Linked DNA regions of Homo sapiens: all the other regions are linked to region 4. The links are chromatin contacts, found by Hi-C in ENCODE. All regions are on one chromosome and are shown on one strand. Each heading gives the region's core, a stretch centred on a gene start or an enhancer-like site at or near the end of the contact. The rest is flanking DNA. Distances are from core to core; before and after follow the strand shown.

Region 1 (3,012 bases), core at 341-2,840, 750 kb after region 4:
CCCACCTCTGACATTGTGATTTAGTTATTGAGGGGCATAATTTGGGCATAAGGATTGTTTTAAAAGCTCTCTAGGTGATCCTAATGTGCAGCAAAGTTTGGGAACCAATGGCTAAAAGGTCCTCAGGGTGGCAGCCACAGTGGGGCCCGTAGTAGTGTTTGCACTGCCCTTTACACCTCTCAGGGCCTGGGCATCCTATGCAGCTGGTGGTCCCACTAGGCAGCAAGAGCTTCTCTCGTCATTGTGTATACTCCAGGACCTCAGCACACAGCAGTAGGATAACACACTAAGCCCCCTTTCTGCACCAAAATGCTGACTTCTTATTAGAGAGAAGGGGAGAGAAACAACCTCCAATGCTTTATACTCAGAACCCAGAGACAACCTTGTAAGTCAAACTAAAACTGAAATAGGATATGTGCTTGGCCTAACACTGTGCTGTAGAATTCGTGCATCGTAAAAGAGAACTTAGCTGAGCTGGTGGGACATTTCTCATCCCACCTCACAGCAGAACTGATACAGGTGATGTGGCTGGCATCCCTCCTGAAGCCCAGGACGCAAAGCCAAGGATGCTGAAGAGAGGGAAGTCTTTCGGATGGAGGAGAGCAATTTTTAGAGGGTCCCACAGTCTATTCGTAGCAAATGGGACTCTGAGGTCACCTAATCTGGTCTTGCAGCTGGGATCTTTGAGGACTACTGGGGTGGTGACTTGCCCAGGATCACACAGCCAGCCATTATAAGAGCCAGGCCAGAACTCCAGGCTATGATTCCCTACAATGTGGGGCCTGGAAACATCCATAATTAATTTAGAACAAGGGGCAGATAACGGTACATTAGATTTTTCCAGTGGGAGGAATTAGATAAGGAAGAATGAGCAAATTAGAAAAAGAAAGCCTAGAGAAAAGAATGAAGAACATGAATCTCATGTTAAATAACAAACACATCACACCCGGCCCTCCACCCCAGCTTCCACCTCCAGCCCTGCCAACTGAAAACTGTCATTTCCTGGCAGTGCTTAAAACAAAGACTCTAGATAATTCCCCAGGGACTCACCGGCAAGCTGCTGGTCCCACTTACCCTGCCGCACAGCAGACATCAGCTGTACTCCCTCTTCTGCCCCGTGAAGACCTTTGGCTGCAGTGCCGCCGCTCATTCAAGTGACCGAGATCCTCTCTAAGGCGCCCTCCCCCACACCCCCCGCCCCGCACAGCCCTCTGGACGCCTTGAAGTACGGAGCCGCAGCCTTATCCTAAAGAAAGGCACAGCTCTGACAAGAAAAGGCAATCCGGGAGCCTTTCCCTAGCCGTTTAAAATGAAACTCACCGTTCTTGCTCCCGTGAGCTGTTGCAAATAATCTTGAATCTCGTTAGTGTGGTTGGTGGCTGTGATATCGACAAATTCCAGAAGCCCTTGTTTGATGGGCAATTGACTGAGGATCTCTTGGGCCCTCCTGCAGTACGGGCAGGTGGGCTTGATGAACACAACCACCTTCCCAGGCTGGATTTTGCAGTTCACAAACTCTTGAGCCATGCCGATGGGCTGCGGTCTCCCCGGGAAGAATCCTCAGTTGCAGGTATTGCTTGGGGTATTGAGCCCCGACCCAGCCAGTTGGCTCCTATTTAATAAGGAACCTCCCTGGAGGCGGAGTTTGCCTGGTAGCTTGCTCGAGTTTTAAAGGGACAGCTTCGAAGACATTTCCATCTGGTATACTTCACTAGTTAGCAATGCCCAGGAATGCAATACTTGCTATTTAATCATTGGTAGCTATGAAAGACACTCTGGGTATCTTTGTTGTCCTTGGACATTTGGGGAGTGCCTGCCCATTGGCAATGATCAGAGTTTAGTCACCTCTGGGGAAGCATAAAGTGCTTACTCACAAAGGGGCTGAGGAGGCAGTGACTTCTTAGAGCAAATTCTTGTTTTCCCTCTAGGAGATACAGTTGTATTTTAAAATGCAAACAGAATCACTTAAGAAACAGAACACTTGGAAATCTCTTTAGAAGAAGTGAAATTGAAACTGTGACTTTGCACTCCTCATGAAGGTTGCTCTCACAGCATTTTGCTTGGACTGTATGGTGGGTGTTTGTTGTTGTGATCTTTTTAATGGAATTCATTCTCAGTATTTAAAAATCTGGAGGTCTCACAAAACAATTCGGACTTAAAACTTCTCTCTGAAAAGTCAGGTCGGGCAATACAGAGCTTGCACCTTTTAGTGGAAGCTGCTGGGGCTGACAGCTGTTGCCCCCTTTGTATAGGGCAAGTAGTGGCTTTGGTTTGCCACAGGTCCCAACGACAGGCCCATGCCTGAGACACCGGCTTCACCCCATAACCATTTGAGTTGGTAACCCTTGAACAGCAGTTTAATATGGAGGCAAATTCCAACACAATCCTTGATACAAAACTACAGATGAAATGAGAATCTTTTTTTCTGGTTGAGCCTATGTTTGTGACCCTCTGCTTTTAACTGTTTGTGAGGGGAAGTAGTGTTGTAACTCAGACACCACATTCACTTCAAGTGTTATAAGACACGGGTTGTAACAGTAGGAAATCTTTCGCTCTTCCCCAGGGTGCCCATTCTCCTTATCCCGCAAAGCAAAGTCCTCTACTCCTGGGTCTAGTTCCGGCCCCCTCTAGTGTATGGTAGCTTAAATAAACAAATCAAGGAAAAACTATGTCCTTTAAACGTGAATCATCCTTTCCCCAGGAAGTTTTATGGTGAAACCAGAGTATCTTCAAAGAGGCGGGGCCAAGGCCAGAGCTGGACACCACGACTGCCACGTAAGAGGAATCCCAAGCATACTGCGATCAAGGGAAGGGAAGAAAATCCACTCCCAGAAGCAGCTTTTTACTGTGACTCTCATCGTTACTAGAATTAAAATGGCAAAATGAGAAAGCCAGATTCTGAGTCACGGAGGGGGAGCTAAGTGACAGCTCTGTCCAGAGAAAAGGATGTGGCAGGGCTGGGAGGCCCCTCACGTGGTCAGGGCTCCGGACTTCCCACTTCCCACTTCCCTC
Region 2 (3,015 bases), core at 119-2,618, 770 kb after region 4:
GTCCGACATGCACTTAATTTGTTTTTTCCTTCCCCCCAACTCTGGCCCCGTCTTTTTTAGGCCCTGCTATTTTGCTGGGCTGAGCAGTATTCCTGCCTTTCAACATCACCCTGAAGGCTCTGACCTGTGAGTACTGATTCACAGGCGGTGTTGGAGGCACTTTAAGATTCCTGCCATGTCATCCTGTTCCTCTTCTGACACAGGCAAGAGCAGTAATGTTCCAGTTGGGCGTTGACTTCTTCCAGGACTGGGTCAACATTCAGGAATTATGAAACTAGTTGCCTCATTTCCTCATGATCTGAAAACCCAAAGGCAATTCCCTCAGGAGGAACAAGTGGGTGGCTGCCATATAGACACCAGCTGGATATCCTCATAGTCGGAGTTTGAGATGAGGAAAGGGTGATGCCCCTTGATAGCAACTTAATGCACATGGGGCATTATTCTGACACACAGTGACACACCTGGCTGTTGTTACTCCTCTTGGATTATTCCATCCCTTGTACTGAGAGCAAGGCCAACCCCAACATGATGAAGCAATTGGTTGGGAGGAAGGTTTCCATAAAAGAAAGGAGAAAGAGAATGATGCAATCTCCATTTTTGTTTCTTCCTCACCTAGTTGAATTCTATAGCAACATTAGCAGAAACACTAGATCCAAGCTCAGGATTCCCAGTTGTGGTGGTGGGAGAGGTGCCCCCAGGAAGTATTGTAGGACTCCTGGAAGTATACACAGGGCTAATGCTAGGCTGCAGTTCAGCAGCATGCGGCAAGGACCAGCAGCAGTTCTGATTGGTTGGGGCCAACGCGATCTGGGGCGTTAATATTTTAAATATGTCTAGATGTATTCTGATATTTAATATTACATAAACATTTTATATGTGGAAAATAAAGGAGGGGAATTTTGTAATTCAAACTACAGGAACTGGTAGGTGAGATGGAGTAATGCAAAAATCACAGTGGGAGGAAAGAAATCCCTGGGGACCACCCCAGCATTTGGGATGGTGATAGTAAGAATTTTGCACATATCAGAAGGGCACATGAGTAAAATATGGTTGAGAAACACTACATAAAATAGAGGTGGTTCTGGTTTGATACCAGCAGGGGTGATACATGAAGAAAACCCATTATAAATCTTCCGTGCATGCCGTTGCGGGGTGGTGCGTTGTCAGACATAGAGATTGAAATCACTCAGCCTTGTGGTCATGAGGCGTGCCAATGGCTTTCCTGAGTCTTTGGGGGCTCCTGAGCAGTGTTCCAGGCACCCTCGTTTGTTCTCACCATTCTGTGATTTCAGGCTCACGTGTTGGAAAAGGGCTTCCTGAAGTAGAGGCCCACAGAAGGCACTACAGTGTGGTGGTGAAGAGCGTGGTTTCAGTCCCAGGCAGACCCAGTCCCAGTTCCTCGGCTGCCACTCACTGGCCACAGAATGCAAGCAAGTGACTTAATCTCTCCGGCCTCCAGTTTCCTCTTTGGTGAGGGTCACAGGACTCACCGCAGAGGAGAGGGGAGGAGCATTTGAGATGATATACTGATAATGTGTTTTCCACAGGGCCTGGCCTAGAGTAGGTGCTTAGTAAGTGGTAGCTGGCACTGCCAGTGCACAGGAGTGAGAGAGCTTGTGAGTCCCACTTCAGCCACAGAAGAGGAGGCAGAAATGCCATGAAGGTTGAGAACTGGAAAAGGGTGATGATCAGGAATAATGACCCTAAGGAAGCAGGAGGTCTTCTGAATCCTCGAAGATTTCCCTGTCCCCAGTAAATCTCCAGTCCTGATGAAGAAAAAAATCTTGTTTCTTGTTTTCGAGAGTGTCAGAAGTAGCTGGAAAGATGTGTCCTGTGCCTAGCCAAAGTTAGGAGAAGAGAAAACACCTAGGAACCAGAGGCAAAAAGAAAAAAAAAAAACCTGGAACCTGGGGCTTGCAGAAAGGCAAAAAAAAAAAAAAAAAAAAAAAAAAAAAATAGTAGCTGACAGTCAGCCAAGACTCGAAGTGTGGCCCCAGGGGCTTGGCCAACAAGAAGCCTGTGGCAATTCCTGACGCAGTAGTTCTGGGAAGTTGATTTACCCAATAAACCTCCCTGCATGGGCTCAGTTTAAGTTTGCAGCTTACTATAAATAAATGTTTGTTCAATGAACACAACTGAATGGGCAGGCTAGCTTGGCTAATAGTATCTATGATTTAGCTACTCTAGAGCCTTCCAAAGGTATCAGGTGTGCCTTATCCATTAGCACAGAGAGGCACAGGGCTGAGCAGGTGAAGGGAGTACACCGCTGTGGTTTGACCTGCTCAATATCCCTTCTTCCTGAAACAGAATCTATCTTTTCTTCTTGGGGAGCCACCCCTCCACTACTTTTAGCCCTTGGCTTAGGTTCTTCTTTTAAGACTCAGTTCTACCAGGAGGTAACCTCTGGTAAATTCTCAAATCCTAGTGCCAGGGTTAGGCATGCGATCAAGGCAATATATCCAAGAAGCGGTATGGGAGGCAATTTGAGCCAATGAGATGCAACTCAATACCTGGAGCCCCTGGGCCAGAGACTTGGAGTTTGTATATCTGCAATTGTTGGGGTTTTGCCTTCTCTCCAAGAAAGCCTGAGTGAGGATGAAGACAACAGGATAAAGCAGAAACGAGAGGGAGAGATGGATTCCTCCTGACACCATTTGAGCTCCTCCTTCTCCAGCTGAGCGTGAGCTAGCCCTGCATTTTCCCGTTGCGTGGGCTCGTAAATTCTCTTTGTGCTTGAGTGGGTTTGAGGTGGGCATCTTTCACCTAAATACAATGGCAAACTGAGAGGGTACCTTCTGTTATCTCTTCACCAGCAGAGTGGAAAAGCAACAGAGTCCTCCTTGTGACCTGAATTATAGATTTCACAGCTCTTTTCAAGGGTTAGCCTCTGTGTTGACTTTTGGTCTTCCCAACTCAGGTGCTTGATTTAAGCTCTAGTCTGAAATTAATTCCACATTTTGTAAAATAAGGAGGAAACAGGAGCTGGTGAGGAAGCATCAACATTTTACAATAAGA
Region 3 (3,181 bases), core at 338-2,837, 550 kb after region 4:
ATGAACATTGCTCAGAGAAGGCTCCCTGGAAGAAGTGCATTATAAACTGGGATGATGTGTGTGCATAGAAAAAGGCCTTGGATAAAAAGTTCTAAAGGGAGAGTATGAAAATCAAACCAGGATTTTAGATTTTCCAAGGCTATCACTCTAGCTTTCTTAAATGTCCCACCAGGAACACTTATTCCTATGTCTCCACAGAGCTTCCTTGGGCTCCTCTGGACAATACTGGCATAGTATAAAAGGAATTTTTTCTTAGGTGATGGATTTATAGTCAAGGCAGGCATTTATGCTCGAAGGTATCTGAAAAGCATCGTATATCCACTAATTCATCAACTCAACACATACCCACTGATAACTACAACCTGTCAGACCAGAGCGAGGCACCACAGAGATGATGATGAAAATAACCAAGGTTTCTGGCCAAAGGACAACAGCTTGGGAAATGGGATTCCTACAGCAGCTGGCAGGACTATCATGGAACCCACCAAATCTTCCTAGGCCATGAATCTTAAAGTTCCAAATGTTTCCTCAGATTGGGAATGTGAACCCTAGACAACACTCATACCTCCCTGGCCCCCAGGCCAGGAAGTACAGGAAATTCTACTTTCACCATGATTAACGTGGAGGGTGCATAAAAAGACAAATGGATGCTTCCAACAGGGAAACTAAAATGTGTTTGTGAGGAGACAAGGCTAAAATGAAAGCAGCAACATTTAATCTAAACCATTTCCTGTGACTTGGATTTCTTTTTTAAAAAAATTGGCCGCCTTATCACTTTCTTAGTCACCTTTTCTCTAGGCTTATTGGAGGCGTAGCCCCTCCTAGCAACTTCCCATCTGCTGGAAAACAGAATCAAGAGAATGAGGAGTGTGATGACGCATCCTTCACTGGATGAAAATATTAGGAGAAAAGCAATAAATGCACTACCATTTGCATAAAACCTATTAATGCCCTCTTCAGACTAATGAAATGAATTTTACATCACCAAGAAAGCAGCTGTGACCCACTGCTCCTAGTATTTGGAACGATCTGCAACACTGCCACTCCTAAAAGCAACATCATTGACTTTAGTACCCTCTAATTAAAATACTTTCATTCTTGGACAGAGAAGACACATCTTGATCAAAATTCAGCTAATAGGTCTCCTCTTTGCTCAAAACGCTGTTAGGTTTCTTGTGTTCCTGTTTTTCTCATGCTCGTGCAGATCCATGGCATTTCAAACCTTTAAAATAAAAACTAATGTCTTTTCTATTTTTTTCCTACTGGCAATCACATTGGGGTGGTGGGGGCGTGTGGTACAATCTCAGTCAAGAGGTCCTCTCTTGTGTGGGTGCTGGCATAACACTGGCCGTATACAATGGCCAAGCAAAGCGACATTCTGTCCTGCTGTGCTTTACACGTAAATAGAGAATGGATGAGGTTCTCAGCGCCCAGGGGTCCGCGGCTTCCGCGAGGGTAGCGTCGGGGGCCGCTGCAGAGATTGGAAGAGTACCCGCCGGGAATGGGAGGGAAGACGCGGGGAAGGTGGAGAATAGGAATCATGTGTGTTCCTCGAGTGTACAACCCACATTTGAGTGACAAATCACGAGGACAATCGACAAAAACAACTAAGCGCAAAGCCGCCCGAATCCATCTCCCTCTCTGTGCGTGTGCCTTTTCAACTAACTTTGGGAACTCGTATAGACCCAGCGTCGCTCCCCGCGCCGCCTCGCCTCCACTTTGGTTTCCCGCGTCCTGCCCGCCCTCTTCGGTGCCTCCTCTTCCTCCGGGACAAGGATGGAGGATCTCTTTAGCCCCTCAATTCTGCCGCCGGCGCCCAACATTTCCGTGCCCATCTTGCTGGGCTGGGGTCTCAACCTGACCTTGGGGCAAGGAGCCCCTGCCTCTGGGCCGCCCAGCCGCCGCGTCCGCCTGGTGTTCCTGGGGGTCATCCTGGTGGTGGCGGTGGCAGGCAACACCACAGTGCTGTGCCGCCTGTGCGGCGGCGGCGGGCCCTGGGCGGGCCCCAAGCGTCGCAAGATGGACTTCCTGCTGGTGCAGCTGGCCCTGGCGGACCTGTACGCGTGCGGGGGCACGGCGCTGTCACAGCTGGCCTGGGAACTGCTGGGCGAGCCCCGCGCGGCCACGGGGGACCTGGCGTGCCGCTTCCTGCAGCTGCTGCAGGCATCCGGGCGGGGCGCCTCGGCCCACCTCGTGGTGCTCATCGCCCTCGAGCGCCGGCGCGCGGTGCGTCTTCCGCACGGCCGGCCGCTGCCCGCGCGTGCCCTCGCCGCCCTGGGCTGGCTGCTGGCACTGCTGCTGGCGCTGCCCCCGGCCTTCGTGGTGCGCGGGGACTCCCCCTCGCCGCTGCCGCCGCCGCCGCCGCCAACGTCCCTGCAGCCAGGCGCGCCCCCGGCCGCCCGCGCCTGGCCGGGGGAGCGTCGCTGCCACGGGATCTTCGCGCCCCTGCCGCGCTGGCACCTGCAGGTCTACGCGTTCTACGAGGCCGTCGCGGGCTTCGTCGCGCCTGTTACGGTCCTGGGCGTCGCTTGCGGCCACCTACTCTCCGTCTGGTGGCGGCACCGGCCGCAGGCCCCCGCGGCTGCAGCGCCCTGGTCGGCGAGCCCAGGTCGAGCCCCTGCGCCCAGCGCGCTGCCCCGCGCCAAGGTGCAGAGCCTGAAGATGAGCCTGCTGCTGGCGCTGCTGTTCGTGGGCTGCGAGCTGCCCTACTTTGCCGCCCGGCTGGCGGCCGCGTGGTCGTCCGGGCCCGCGGGAGACTGGGAGGGAGAGGGCCTGTCGGCGGCGCTGCGCGTGGTGGCGATGGCCAACAGCGCTCTCAATCCCTTCGTCTACCTCTTCTTCCAGGCGGGCGACTGCCGGCTCCGGCGACAGCTGCGGAAGCGGCTGGGCTCTCTGTGCTGCGCGCCGCAGGGAGGCGCGGAGGACGAGGAGGGGCCCCGGGGCCACCAGGCGCTCTACCGCCAACGCTGGCCCCACCCTCATTATCACCATGCTCGGCGGGAACCGCTGGACGAGGGCGGCTTGCGCCCACCCCCTCCGCGCCCCAGACCCCTGCCTTGCTCCTGCGAAAGTGCCTTCTAGGTGCTTGGTGGTCAGAGACGGGTCATCTGTCGCTAAGGCGCAACCTCCAGGGAACTCGAGGCCTGCCAGGGTCTGTCCAGATCACAAGGGGCAGGAGAGT
Region 4 (3,158 bases), core at 500-2,999:
GAGGAGACAGAGAAAGAGAGTCAGAGTTGGTGGGGTATGAAGATATGTTAATAGAAGGGTAAAATACTTAATTCCAACAGACAGTAAACATAGGAATCTGATCACAATTATTTTTAAAAAGGAAATGAAAACAAAACAAAACCAAAACCCAGGGACAGTCTAGTCTAATACGTCAACTTCCTCAGAGGCAGATGACAGATGTGAAGATACCTTGCAGCTTTATGGGTTAATTTTCTATAGTGTCTAACACTCTGGGACACTTGGGGAACAGTAAATGTTTTAAGCTGTCAAGGACCTGATTGGCCGGGATCTGTTTTCTACTTAGTTCACTTCCATTTCCTTTGCTGTTCCCAGTAGCTTTCTCCATGTCGGTTTGCATTACTATGGTTTTCACAATTCGGTCAAAAAATAAAGCTTTTATGCCTAATTAAACACCGAGCTAACACACTTTGTCAGTCATTTCCACTTTGAAACTTACGTTTACTGCATTTAGTCTGTCCTTTCCAATCTTACCATACAGGGTCTGCCAAAGAAATTATAAAAATTTTACGTAATATTGTACCTAGGGACATTATTTAATATCAATAGTAGTTTTTTATAGCTAAAAGCGAATTAGGCTTAGTTCCAGGGGAAGATTGTGAGCAGGTATCTTTTTTTTTTTTTTTTTCCTTTCCTGAGAGAAGCTGTGAAACAACAGAACAGCCTGTGCTACATACGTAATTAAAACAGATGTTCTCAATCTTAATTTTTATAGCTAATTATGACAGCCAAAGAAATGTGCTTGTCTTTTGTAGAGCCACATATTTTCTCTCAAATGTGCCCTATTTTTCTCCTCACCCACTATGACTGCTCAGAAACAAAGGGTGGGGTGATGGTGAGTTACAATGCAGCTGCAAGGACTGTCAAATTATTGGTAAGTCAGGGAGTGGAAACAGTGATGAGTGAAATTGACCATAAACTATCTACATAGCATAAACATTTGTACGTACTCCTAACTTTGCAGATGACAGTTTTCATTGGGGTCTTTCATGACAGAAGCCAAGTTTATTGTATCAAACATAATAAAGTAATTCAAACATAATAAAGTAACTGCTTACAAGCACCTTTCCTTTGTCAACCCAGCCTTTGGGAGCATAGCATTTTTTTTTTTTTTCAGAATAACATACAGTGTACAGAAATATGCTACATTTTGATGACACAGGCCAGGTGACTTACCCGCAAGGGTGCAGAATCTGATATGCTTGTCTATGTATGTGTGTGAAAATAGAAAGCATACAAGTATAACGAAGGCACCCGTTCTCAGAGCACACTCTTCTTTGAGCTCCTTGTCCTTAGGCTCACAGGGATGTCAAGTTGGGGTGCTTCAGACACAAAAACAAATGACCCTTCTGCCCTTTTTTTTTTTTTTTTGAGACAAAGTCTTGCTTTGTCGCCCAGGCTGGAGTGCAGTGGTGCAATCTCTGCTCACTGCAAGCTCTGCCTCCCGGGTTCAAGCTATTCTCCTGCCTCAGCCTCCTGAGTAGCTGGGACTACAGGCACCCACTACCACGCCCGGCTATTTTTTTTATTTTTATTTTTAGTAGAGATGGGGTTTCACCGTGTTAGCCAGGATGGTCTTGATCTCCTGACCTTGTGATCCACCCACCTCAGCCTCCCAAAGTGCTGGGATTACAAGCGAGAGCCATCGTGCCCGGCCGACCCTCCCTTTCTGTAAGTGCTGCCAGCAGCTTGGAAATTACAAACTTTAGAAACCACAATAGGGGAAGAACTATCTTCCTGTTTGTGGTGGAGTCTGGAATTTTCCCGCCCTTGTCAAGGCACTCTGTTGTGTTGTTATCTAGGTTCTCTCCTTACCCATCTATCAGCACCAGGTCCATGGAAGGCCTACTAGGCCAAAGTCCCAGGCCACATCTGCAGTCAGGCTACCCTGAGCCCAGCTTGCCTCTCACCCTCTGAGGAAGGAGCAGGAGCTGCAGTGTTGCTGCTGGCAGTGTCCCTGCTTTCTGCAGCCTCAGCACTGCTGAGTGCAACACCTTGCACTTGAGTGCAACACCTGCTCCAGCCTCCTCTAGTTCTCTTCTTGTCAACGGGGTTCCAATTCTGCAGTACAGATTGGGGGATACCTTTAGGGACCTCCAAACCTCTCAGCTTCCACAGCCACTCTGATTCCTTCATAATTGCTCTCAACACTCTGAGAACTGTTTCAAACCCAGTCCATTAAAAACCATTCTGTATGCTGGCCCAGTTCCTCTCAGCAAAGCCCAGTGTGGTCTGATCCAAATCCAAGCACTACTCCTGTCTGCTCTGCCTTGGGAAGTTGCCCTGTACTGCCTTGGCCCAGAGAGCAACACTCAGGAACTCAGCAACTACCTACCAGACTTTGGCCATGTGTGAGACTGGGGCAGACTGTCTAGAGAGAGGAGTACAAAGGCAGTCCCAGCTGCGGCTTGGTGAATTCATCCCGCAGTAGTTCCATAGCCTAAGAGGGATTGCAGAGGTAGGAACAACAAAGTTTAAGAAGCAGATAAAGCTCATTCTGATCTTAACTAGGGACTATGTGGGAGGGGCTGACTTGGTTAAGGTGGTTGGGAGAGTTGGGAGAAGAGTCTGGCATCTCTCAGTGGGGAGGTGGCAATGTATTGGTTCAAGGGAAGTTCCGTGGGATTAGGGTACCATGGGATGAACCTGTTCCCAAGATGAGGAGGCAGGAAATCAGAGCCAAGCCAAATGGACTGGAACAAAGGGGAAGCGAGAGGAAGGGTGTTCATCCCTGGAGAGAAATGTTGAACAAAGCACATCTGAGCAGCAATTCACATACAGAGCATACTTGTGAAGGCTAACTGTGAAGGCTAACCAGGAAGGCTGTAGCCACAGGGATCCTCAGCTAACCTGGGCATACCTATGACACCAGATCCGGAGCCTGAGGCAGCACGTGCAGCCCAAGAGCGTCTGTCTGAGGTACCCGCTGGCTTCGTAGTCACTGATTAGGAGACAGGCTGGATCAGAATCTTCTGGAGAATTTTGGTGCTGCCAGATGCTGTGCTGGGTACTTTACATACATTTTCTCTAATCCTCACAAACTTTCAAACAGCGGGGAAACAAAAAGTAACTCTACATATCCTTGGTCTCAGCTTAAAAGTCACTTTCTCACAGAGGAC

What was found. A loop is a pair of places that touch in the nucleus more often than their neighbours do. Pooled maps may share reads with other maps.
Region 1: a pooled map shows a loop between it and region 4 (3-fold over the local background). The contact joins the promoter of GLRX here to the enhancer-like site in region 4. A Hi-C loop is called at or near these places in 2 of 37 single-sample maps with no recorded cell type and 6 of 50 pooled maps.
Region 2: a loop to region 4 is called in a map with no recorded cell type, with 2.4 times the contacts of the local background. The contact joins two enhancer-like sites. A Hi-C loop is called at or near these places in 3 of 37 single-sample maps with no recorded cell type and 2 of 50 pooled maps.
Region 3: a map of GM12878 shows a loop between it and region 4 (2.8-fold over the local background). The contact joins the promoter of GPR150 here to the enhancer-like site in region 4. A Hi-C loop is called at or near these places in 1 of 168 maps with a recorded cell type or tissue (GM12878), 3 of 37 single-sample maps with no recorded cell type and 5 of 50 pooled maps.

The regions. Positions count from the first base shown.
Region 1 is chr5:95,821,136-95,824,147 of GRCh38, forward strand. It overlaps GLRX (glutaredoxin), which reads right to left and starts at 1,591. Exons shown (of 3, transcript NM_001118890.2): 1 at 1,321-1,591. The coding sequence starts at 1,527. RefSeq lists enhancers at 1-102, 2,019-2,108, 2,339-2,839.
Region 2 is chr5:95,841,888-95,844,902 of GRCh38, forward strand. The region is part of intron 1 of LOC124901029 (a long non-coding RNA gene); the gene reads right to left. The region is part of intron 2 of LOC102724720 (a long non-coding RNA gene); the gene reads left to right. Among named protein-coding and RNA genes, the nearest start is that of LINC01554, 8.8 kb to the right of the region's middle. RefSeq lists enhancers at 1,094-1,213, 1,224-1,333. Within about 2 kb of position 1,369, at least 24 of the 41 ENCODE cell types and tissues checked have a DNase peak (open chromatin) inside an H3K27ac peak, as active enhancers do.
Region 3 is chr5:95,618,500-95,621,680 of GRCh38, forward strand. GPR150 (G protein-coupled receptor 150) reads left to right here and starts at 1,588. Exons shown (of 1, transcript NM_199243.3): 1 at 1,588-3,181. The coding sequence starts at 1,777. The coding sequence ends at 3,081. RefSeq lists enhancers at 1,144-1,759, 2,956-3,181 and silencers at 1,929-2,328, 2,419-2,468, 2,486-2,780, 2,489-2,938, 3,159-3,181.
Region 4 is chr5:95,068,307-95,071,464 of GRCh38, forward strand. The region is part of intron 1 of MCTP1 (multiple C2 and transmembrane domain containing 1); the gene reads right to left. Among named protein-coding and RNA genes, the nearest start is that of MCTP1-AS1, 91 kb to the left of the region's middle. RefSeq lists an enhancer at 1,903-1,952. Within about 2 kb of position 1,750, at least 2 of the 41 ENCODE cell types and tissues checked have a DNase peak (open chromatin) inside an H3K27ac peak, as active enhancers do.